Linked DNA regions of Homo sapiens: region 2 is linked to region 1. The links are chromatin loops, found by intact Hi-C in ENCODE. Cell type or tissue: gastrocnemius medialis. All regions are shown on one strand. Each heading gives the region's core, and the rest is flanking DNA. Links, peaks and the distances in the headings are about the cores only. Region 1 overlaps FZD4-DT (FZD4 divergent transcript). Region 2 overlaps TMEM135 (transmembrane protein 135).

Region 1 (4,400 bases), core at 88-4,087:
TGGGATATGTTCTGTCTTCCGTCTCCAGCTGGCCCGCTGTTGTGCCCTTTCCTCTGGAACGAAGACTTCTCCACATTCATCTCCACATTCCTCACACTTGGACTAGTGGAATTTATAGCTTGCTAACTCAGCCTTGCCCCAGAGAGCAAGCAAAAGGGAATTGAGTTCAGGGCCTGCCTGCTGGCCAGGGAATAGAATAGGCAAAGCTCCAACTTTTGACCTTTGTGCCCAATTTTTCCTTCCTTGCCTTGCCCTCCATCCCCATTTTAAAGGTCTCTGCTTAACTTTCTCAGCACCCAGCGCTTATTACTGCCTGGTTAAGGCCCAGCAAGAAAACCCTCAAGTTTGTGAAATCAGAATTTTTTCCCTGCCTCAAGAAGAAAGTCCAGTAGAGACAATTTTTTGAAACATGCACTACCTGTTTTAGACCCCTATGGTGGCATTAGGTAAAGCAATCCTATAAAATTTACCGTGAAATTGGGTGAACTTCTACTCCATTGTACTAAAAGGTAAGGTAGATGCCCATAAGAGTTCATATGACTTCTAAGAGTTCCAGGAAGCAACTTAAAGAGAGGACATCATCAAATCAGTGCCCCTTCAGTCTTTTCCTGTTTTACTGAAAGCAAGAGACACCTGGACTCATTTACTCATTCATTCTACAAACATCAATGAGCTCCTGCTCTGGGCCAAGTATGAGTTATGTGCTGATGTATACCATGTAAATACAAAATAACACAATTCCCTGCCTTCAAAAAGTTTGAAGAGGGATTCAAGATTCATGTTCCATTTCCAGTGGCTTGACCTGTCCTGTCCAACTGCTGAAGGCTGGAAAAATATTGCCCCTCTCCTCCTGCTTCATCTCCCATCTCACATGGTAGTGGGTGGAAATAGAGACAGACCAGGTGCAAATTCCCCTTCCCTCCTAGTGTTCATCATTTTGTAACCTCTAGTCATCTTGGTCTCTTTGTCTATAAAATAGTAGGTAATATTTAATGTGTACTTTGCAAGGTTTCTGATAATTAGAAATAATTAGGCTGGTGCAGTGGCTCATGCCTATAATCCCAGCACTTTGGAAGGCTGAGGCAGGCAGATCACTTGAGGTCAGGAGTTCGAGACCAGCCTGGACAATATGGTGAAACCCTGTGTCTACTAAATATACAAAAATTATCTGGGTGTGGTGGCAGGTGCCTGTAATCCCAGCTACTTAGGAGGCTGAGGCAGGAGAATTGCTTGAGCTGGGAGGCGGAGGTTGCAGTGAGCTGAGATTGCATCACTGCACTCCAGCCTGGGCAATAGAGTGAGACTGTTTCAAAAAAAAAAAAAAAAAATATATATATATATATACACATATATATATATAATATAATAATTATTATTATTTAGGTAAAGTATCTGGCACACAATAATTGATAATAAGAGCTATTATAATAAATGGAATGAGATACAGGAGTTGTCCAATAAGTAACAGCTATTAATATGGTAGTTCTTTGTCTTCAATCCACAACTCAAAGGGCTGATGTGTCAAGGTGAGGGTTAATGGATGTGGAGGATTATTTTCCCTGGCCGCTTTCTCATCCTCTATTGTGCAAGCCCTGTTTGTGCAAGCCTTTCTGTTCTATCCTAAGGAGGTCAGGGTGTGTCTACTCCTGAGGCTGGCCAAGTTCTACCTGCTGAAGTTTCCTGTGCAGCTAGGGGTCAAGCAGTTGGCAAAGTCAAGCCAGCCAGCTGCTGTGATGTGATACTTCTGAAGGAAATCCTGGATGGGTCCTGCAAGGGAGTTGCAAGCTGCAGCCTGGATTAACCCAGGCTGTTCGTCAGTGTGCCTCAGCTGCTCGTCCACTCTCTGCTGGGCAGCTGGGCAAGAACTCCAGGACCGCCACTCCCCACTGCCCAGAAGAGGGAACAGTGGGGATTTCTGATCAGTACATGTCCTCTTTCCCAGAAAAGGGATTAAGTGTGCCCTGACAGTATACTCTGCCATCCTTCTTTCTTAGGGAGCGAGGTGGGTGAGAAAATGGCCCTGAACAGTCCACTTGCCCTAATCCCTTTAGCTGCTTCATTCTGCCATCAAATACTGTACCTCAGCAAGCAATCTACTGGCATCAAATGTGTCTGTGTTCTTGGTAAAGTGAGGATAATAATGCCAACCTCAGAGCGTTGTTATAAGAAGTCAATGAGAGCTCACATGTGAAAGCACTTACCAAATTGCCTGGCACATGGTAACTACACAATACAGGCTAGTGTTCCCTTTTTAAAAATAATTATGTATGGTGGTATTATGTCGTGTAAGGAAAACAAGCCCTTAAGTATCTATCAGAACTCCACTGTAGGTGACCAAAACCTGACTATAACCTATATTAGAAAAAACAAAAATCGAATTATTGGCTCATGGAACTAATAGGCATGGCTAGATCTTGACGCTCAGATAAAGTTTTCAGGGCTTGCTGTCTCTGTCTTTATTTCTTAGCTGGCTCTGCTTGGGCTCCGATTCTTTTTGCTGTTGGCTTCATTCCTCCTGCCATACACAGGATCTCTCCCTGTGGAAAGGAAGATGGCCATGGAAATCTTGATCCAAAAGGAAGCAGCACATACTCTCTCCCAGTGTCCACGTATCAAATCCCGTGGCAGGACTTTGGCCCTTTGTGGGTCACATGCCCATGCCCACACCAGGAGTCAACAAACTATGACCCACCGGCCAAATCCAGCCTGACTCTTGTTTTGGGGCAGCATATGAACTAAAAATGGGTTTGTCATTTTTAAATGATTGGGGAAAAAAATAAGAGTAATATTTTATAACACCTGAAAATTATATGAAATTCAAATGTCAAGGTCCATAAATTTCAGTTTTATTGGAACACAATCACACCCATTTGTTTCTGTATTGTCCATAGTTGGTTTTCCACTGTCATAGCAAGTTGAGTAGTGGTAACAGAGGCCACACGGCCCACAAAGCCTAAAATATTTGCTATCTGCTTTTTACAGAAAAATTTTGCTGACCTTGCCCTAGACCAATCATGGTAAACAAGAAGATAGGACAGACACTCTGATGGCCAGATCTGAATCATTTGCCCAGCCCTATAGCTGGGAGACAGGTAGGGTAAGAAGAAAAAGACTTTACAGTTACCGAGCACTTACCACGCATGAGGCACTTGCTATGAGTACTTCATTCCTATTAACTTATTTAATCTTTACAAGAATCCAATTGGTAAAGATTTTTGTCATCCTCGTTTGATAGATGAAGAAACTAAGGCACAGAAAGGTTAAGGAATCTTTCAAAAGTTACACAGCCAATAAGTGGTAGAGCTGAGATTTTTTGTTTGTTTTTTTTTAGATGGAGTCTTGCCCTGTCACCTAGGCTGGAGTGCAGTGGTGCGATCTTAGCTCACTACAACCTCTGCCTCCTGGGTTCAAGCGATTCTCACACCACAGTCTCCCGAGTAGGTGGGATTACAGGCATGCACCACCACACCCAGCTAATTTTTGTATTTTCAGTAGAGATGGGGTTTCACCATGTTAGCCAGGATGGTCTTGCACTCCCAGCCTCAAGTGATCCACCCACCTCAGCCTCCCAAAGTGCTGGGATTACAGGCGTGAGCCACCACACCTGGCCAGAGCTGAGATTTGAACCATACTATCTGCTCCAGAGTTCACTTTTGAGCCTGATAGAATCTGTTCTAGCAAAACAAAGTGGAATAGGGGTGGGAGGAGAATGGGTTTCCTGGGTAAAGAGTGGTGCTGGGGAAAAGAAACAACAGATATCCGGCCGGGCACAGTGGCTCACGCCTGTAATCCCAGCACTTTGGGAGGCCGAGGCGGGCAGATCACCTGAGGTCAGGAGTTCAAGACTAGCCTGGCCAACATGATGAAACCCGTCTCTACTGAAAATACAAAAAAAAATTAGCCAGGCATGGTGGCAGGCACCTGTAATCTCAGCTACTCAGGAGGCTGAGGCAGGAGAATTGCTTGAACCTGGGAAGCAGAGGTTGCAGTGAGCTGAGATTGTGCCACTGCACTCCAGCCTGGGTGACAACAGTGAAACTCTGTCTCAAAAAAAAAAAAAAAAAAGAGAGAGAAACAACAGATATCCATCAGTGTCAGATAAATATAGGTCTGAAATTTTTTTACTTAGCTTCTTAGAACCTTAGGTTTTTAAAAATCTAGTGTGAAGTAGATAAGGTGTATTCTTTAGGGTGGTCAAAAAGATAGTTAACATTCATTGAGTACTTACTCTGGGCTAATACTGAGTATTTTACGGTTGTTGTGTCACTGAGGAAAGCAAAGCTTAGAAAAGTTACATAGATTGCCCAGAGTCACATGGTAAGGTAGCACTCAGGCCTTGATGAGAAGCCACGTCTATCTGACTCAAGTGCCTAGGCATGTAACCGCTACACACCACTGCC
Region 2 (4,400 bases), core at 314-4,313, 140 kb before region 1:
TTACAATTTTAATTTATTTACTTATTGGATTATTGTCCCACTTTCCCTCTATTATGTAAGGTCTACAAAGACAGCGCATTGGCTATCTGTGCCCTGGCCTCAAACACAACACACATGTATGTGTTTCATACCTAATTTAGTTGCTTTGGCTTTATAAACAGAAATCAATTTGGTTAGCTTGAGATAAAAATAGGAATTAAAGGGAAGGACACTTTGATGGCTCAGAGAATTGAAAGAAGTTCTAACGAGTCAAGTCAAGTACAGAGCCTCATTCGTGCCCTGGCCTCAAAACAATACCAGACACAGAGCAATTACTCAGTATTTGTGAAGTAAGAGAAGTAGCAACTAAAGCAAGGAAACAAAATTAGTATTTACCCTAACAGCATTTTCTGTTTCAAGCATTAAAAGATAAATATGACTAAATAAAATCCCAGCTCTGGAAAAGCTTATCAGTGTAATGAGAGAAGAACAGAAGTAAGAGAGGAAGGCATAGAGGGGAAAAAGGAGGGAGGAAGGGATAAATGAAGGGAAGGAGGAGAAAGGAAGGAAAATTACTACTACAGAATAATGAACTAACAGCTATGGAAGAACAGAAGAGAATATAACCTAACATAGAGGAAAGATTTCCAAATTCAGATTTATCACTGTCATTGGTACATATCAGGATATATCAACACATACGTATTAAATGAAGATTATTCCACACGACCCTTTATGACACAGAGAAGCCTCATGAATGTCACTTGACTCAAAAAATGTCATTGAAAAAAAACTGAGTTATGCTTTAATTCAGGAAGAATGCTACACAGGTCACATTTGAGCCATGCCCCCTTCCCCTGCGGCCTCCCACCTGCTAAGGTAGTTTGATCCAGCACAAGATTATACCTAAATAAGCCAAACAGATTCTCCCTCTAAAGAATTAAAATTTGAGGTTAAAGGCAAGGTGGAAGGAGGGGAATGTTAGAGCTGAGTCACTTTAATGGCAGTGTCATATAAAAGGTCCTGCTGCTAAGTTCCCGTAGATGCCCTAGTTCCATTTTTTCCTGAGACTCGACTCTTTAGAACTTCTTTCAATTCTGAGCCATCAAACTGTCCTTCCCCTTAATTCCTATTTTTTTATCTTAAGCCAACCAAATTGGTTTCTGTTTATAAAGCCAAAGCAACTAAATTAGACGTGAAACATTGCTCATGTGAAATCATCCTAATGAAGGGCTAAAACAAGAGATTAAGGATTATAGACCTATTGCAAGGAGCAATGTTAAGTCATTACACACAGAGAAACTACAGTGATAGAGTAGAAAGAGAAAAACATTATCATCACTTAGTTTCAGGTGCAGATTCAAATCTTAGAGTCACTGTTTCTTAGCTATATTATGTAAGCTTGAGCAAGTAAATTTAATAATGTTTTCAGCTTGTTTCATGAGCTACTGATAATATGTGCTTTATAGGATTGTTTGAAGAATAAACAAGAGAAAAGATGTCAATAAACCCAGCAAAATGTCTGGAAGATGGTAGGGGCTCAATAAATGTTAATTCTCAACTTGTTTCCCAGTAAGAATAAGGCATCTATTGAGAGAATAAATAAAAAGGCAACTCTGGCTAGAGCAGGAATAAGCAAATAGAGCACATGGCTAAATCCACCCCACCACCTGTTTTGTATGGCCCACAAAATAACAATTATTTTTCTATTTTTTAATAGTGTAGTGGGTTGAATATTGTCCCCACAAATGATAAATTGTATGTTGGTTCTTGTGAAAGTGACCTTATTTGGAAATAGGGTCTTTGCAGATGTAATCAAGCTAATGTAAAGTCATACTGTATTAGAGGAAGCACCAAATCCAATGACAGGTGTCTTTATAAGAGAAAGAAGAGGGAATCCAAATACAAAATCACACAGACAGAGAGAGAAGAAGGCCATGTGATGACAGAGGTAAAGATTAGAATGATGCGGCTATAAACCAAGGAACACCAAGGATTCCCAGGATCTACCAGAAGCTCAAAGAGGCAAGGAAAGGATTCTTCCCTAGAAACTTCAGGAGCATAGCTCTGCCAACACCTTGCTTTCAGGTTTCTAGCCTCTGAACTGAGAGAGAATAAATTTCTGTTGCCGAAAGCCACCACGTTTGTGATAATTTGTTACAGCAGCCCTAGAAGACTAACATAAACAGTTTTAAGAGAACAAAAGAATGATATTTGTTGACATGTGAAAATAATATGATACCAAATTTCAGCATCCATAAATAAAGTTTTATTGGAACACAGACACATTCATTTGTTTACACATTGTCTATGTATGTTTTCATTCTACGCTGGCAAAGTTAAATAGTTGCCACAGGGGACCATATGACCCACAAAGCTGGCAAAATTTACTGTGAAGCTCTAAATAGAAAAAGTTACTCAACTTCTGGACTTCAGCATTAATGTTTAAGGGAGGAATTAATACCTGAGAGAGGGTTCAGGTGCAGTACTGAGTACTGATGAGTACTGCATAGTACTGATGAGATCTGACCAAGTAATAGCCGGATAGATTTAAAAACTAAATGATCTGGCCAGGCGCGGTGGCTCACGCCTGTAATCCCAGCACTTTGGGAGGCCAAGGCGGGTGGGTCACCTGAGGTCAGAAGTTTGAGATCAGCCTGGCCAACATGGCGAAACCCCGTCTCTACTAAAAATACAGACATTAGCTAGGCATGGTGGCAAGCACCTATAATCCCAGCTACTTGGGAGGCTGAGGCAGGAGAATCACTTGAACCTGGAAAGTGGTGGTTGCAGTGAGCCGAGATTATGACACTGCACTCCAGCCTGGGCAACAGAGCAAGACTCCATCTCAAAAAAAATAAATAATAAATAAATAAATAAATAAATAAATATAAAAACTAAATGATAAATGAACAAAAACTCTGGAGATTTTTATGATTTTATGATGACAAATTTAAAGTTTTAAAATATTTAAAGTTTTAAAATAAATCAGGATTTGACAAAAAAAAAAAAAAAAAAACCTAGCAAAACATAAACCTGCCAGTCAAGAATAGTCTGTTGTCTTTGCGAAATAACTTAGATGACAGCAGTCATTGTTATGGGGAAGCTGGATATAATGGAAGAATGTGGAATAAAACTATTAATTTGCTTTAATATGTATAATGTAGGCAGAAAATATCTAGCAGAGATCTCCTGAAAATAGTACAAAATGGAATTGAAAAAAATGATTTAAAATTCAGATGTAGATTGACACCCTCCAATCTTCTCTTCGCTGTTGATGTGCCAAGTCTAAGCAATTAAAATGTTTTACTAATTGAACACCATAAGAACCTAACTGGCCAAGTTATCAAATCTAGTCCTACTATGATCTACCCTTAAGATGACATTCAGGCCAGGCGCAGTGGCTTACGCCTATAATCCCAGCACATTGGGAGGCTTAGGCGAGCGCATCACCTGAGGTCAGGAGTTCGAGACCACCCTGGCCAACATGGTGAATCCCCGTCTCTACTAAAAATACAAAAATTAGTCAGGCTTGGTGGCGTGTACCTGTAGTCCCTGCTACTCAGGAGGCTGAGGCAGGAAATCACTTGAACCCAGGAGGTGGAGGTTGCAGTGAGCCAAGATTGCATCACTGCACTCCAGCCTTGGCAATAGGGTAAGACTCCATCTCAAAAAAAAAAAAAAAAAAAGTACATTCAAAATGATTGTCCTAAAGTAGAAAGTTTAATCTCCTGTGGAACTTCTGTAGCTAATTTTTTAAAAATTAATAAAATGTTATTTAAACTCCTGTGCTCTGTATATAATACCTTTCAAAATTGGACCAAATCCCTCCTTCCAGTCCCATCTCATACCACTCCTCAATATTCCAGAAGCTTCTCCTATATTTAACATTGTTACATACACCTGTAACACCCCATGCTTACTCTTTTGCAATACTCATCATAATTTTAATTATTTATTCTTCTACATTATACTGAATTTATGACAGGATTATGTCTGTCAGGTTCACTATGCTATCCACAGCACCCAAACTGGTACATAGGTGTACAATAAATATTAGTTGAATAAAGAATAAATAAATGAACAAAGAAAGGATGAATAAATATGCCCCATCAACTCAGGACTCCCTGTGCACACAACGCTCCCTCAGGTGAGAATTCTCTTTGCTTTGTTTACCTATCCAGAAAATTCTTGCTCATCCTTCAAGAATGCAGACTCCACAGAAAATCTTTCCCTACAATTTCTGGCAGTTGTTCTGCCCCTTCTTCCACTTTGCTGAAACAATATTTACCATATCATACAGTAATGTACATATTGAATGGTACCTACATCTCACTAAACCTTGAGCTTCTCAATTCATCATTGTTTCCCCAACACTTAATTCAATGTACAAAACATATGAAGAGTCAAAATTTGCTGGG

Evidence for each region. Hi-C counts contacts between places; a loop is a spot of excess contacts. Peaks named below come from ENCODE experiments on the same cell type or tissue, not always from the same donor. Only the 100,000 strongest peaks of a DNase experiment are listed, where the experiment ranks them.
Region 2: a loop joins it to region 1, with 2.0 times the contacts of the local background. A loop is called at or near these places in 1 of 110 quality-filtered maps.

Annotation. Positions count from the first base shown.
Region 1 is chr11:86,980,570-86,984,969 of GRCh38, reverse strand. All of the region lies in intron 2 of FZD4-DT (FZD4 divergent transcript), which reads right to left. Among named protein-coding and RNA genes, the nearest start is that of FZD4-DT, 27 kb to the right of the region's middle. In gastrocnemius medialis, for the core only: no CTCF peak of the experiment used is centred there; a DNase peak (open chromatin) is centred at 1,779; H3K27ac peaks cover 3,591 bases.
Region 2 is chr11:87,120,908-87,125,307 of GRCh38, reverse strand. The region is part of intron 4 of TMEM135 (transmembrane protein 135); the gene reads right to left. Among named protein-coding and RNA genes, the nearest start is that of TMEM135, 85 kb to the right of the region's middle. In gastrocnemius medialis, for the core only: no CTCF peak of the experiment used is centred there; no DNase peak of the experiment used is centred there.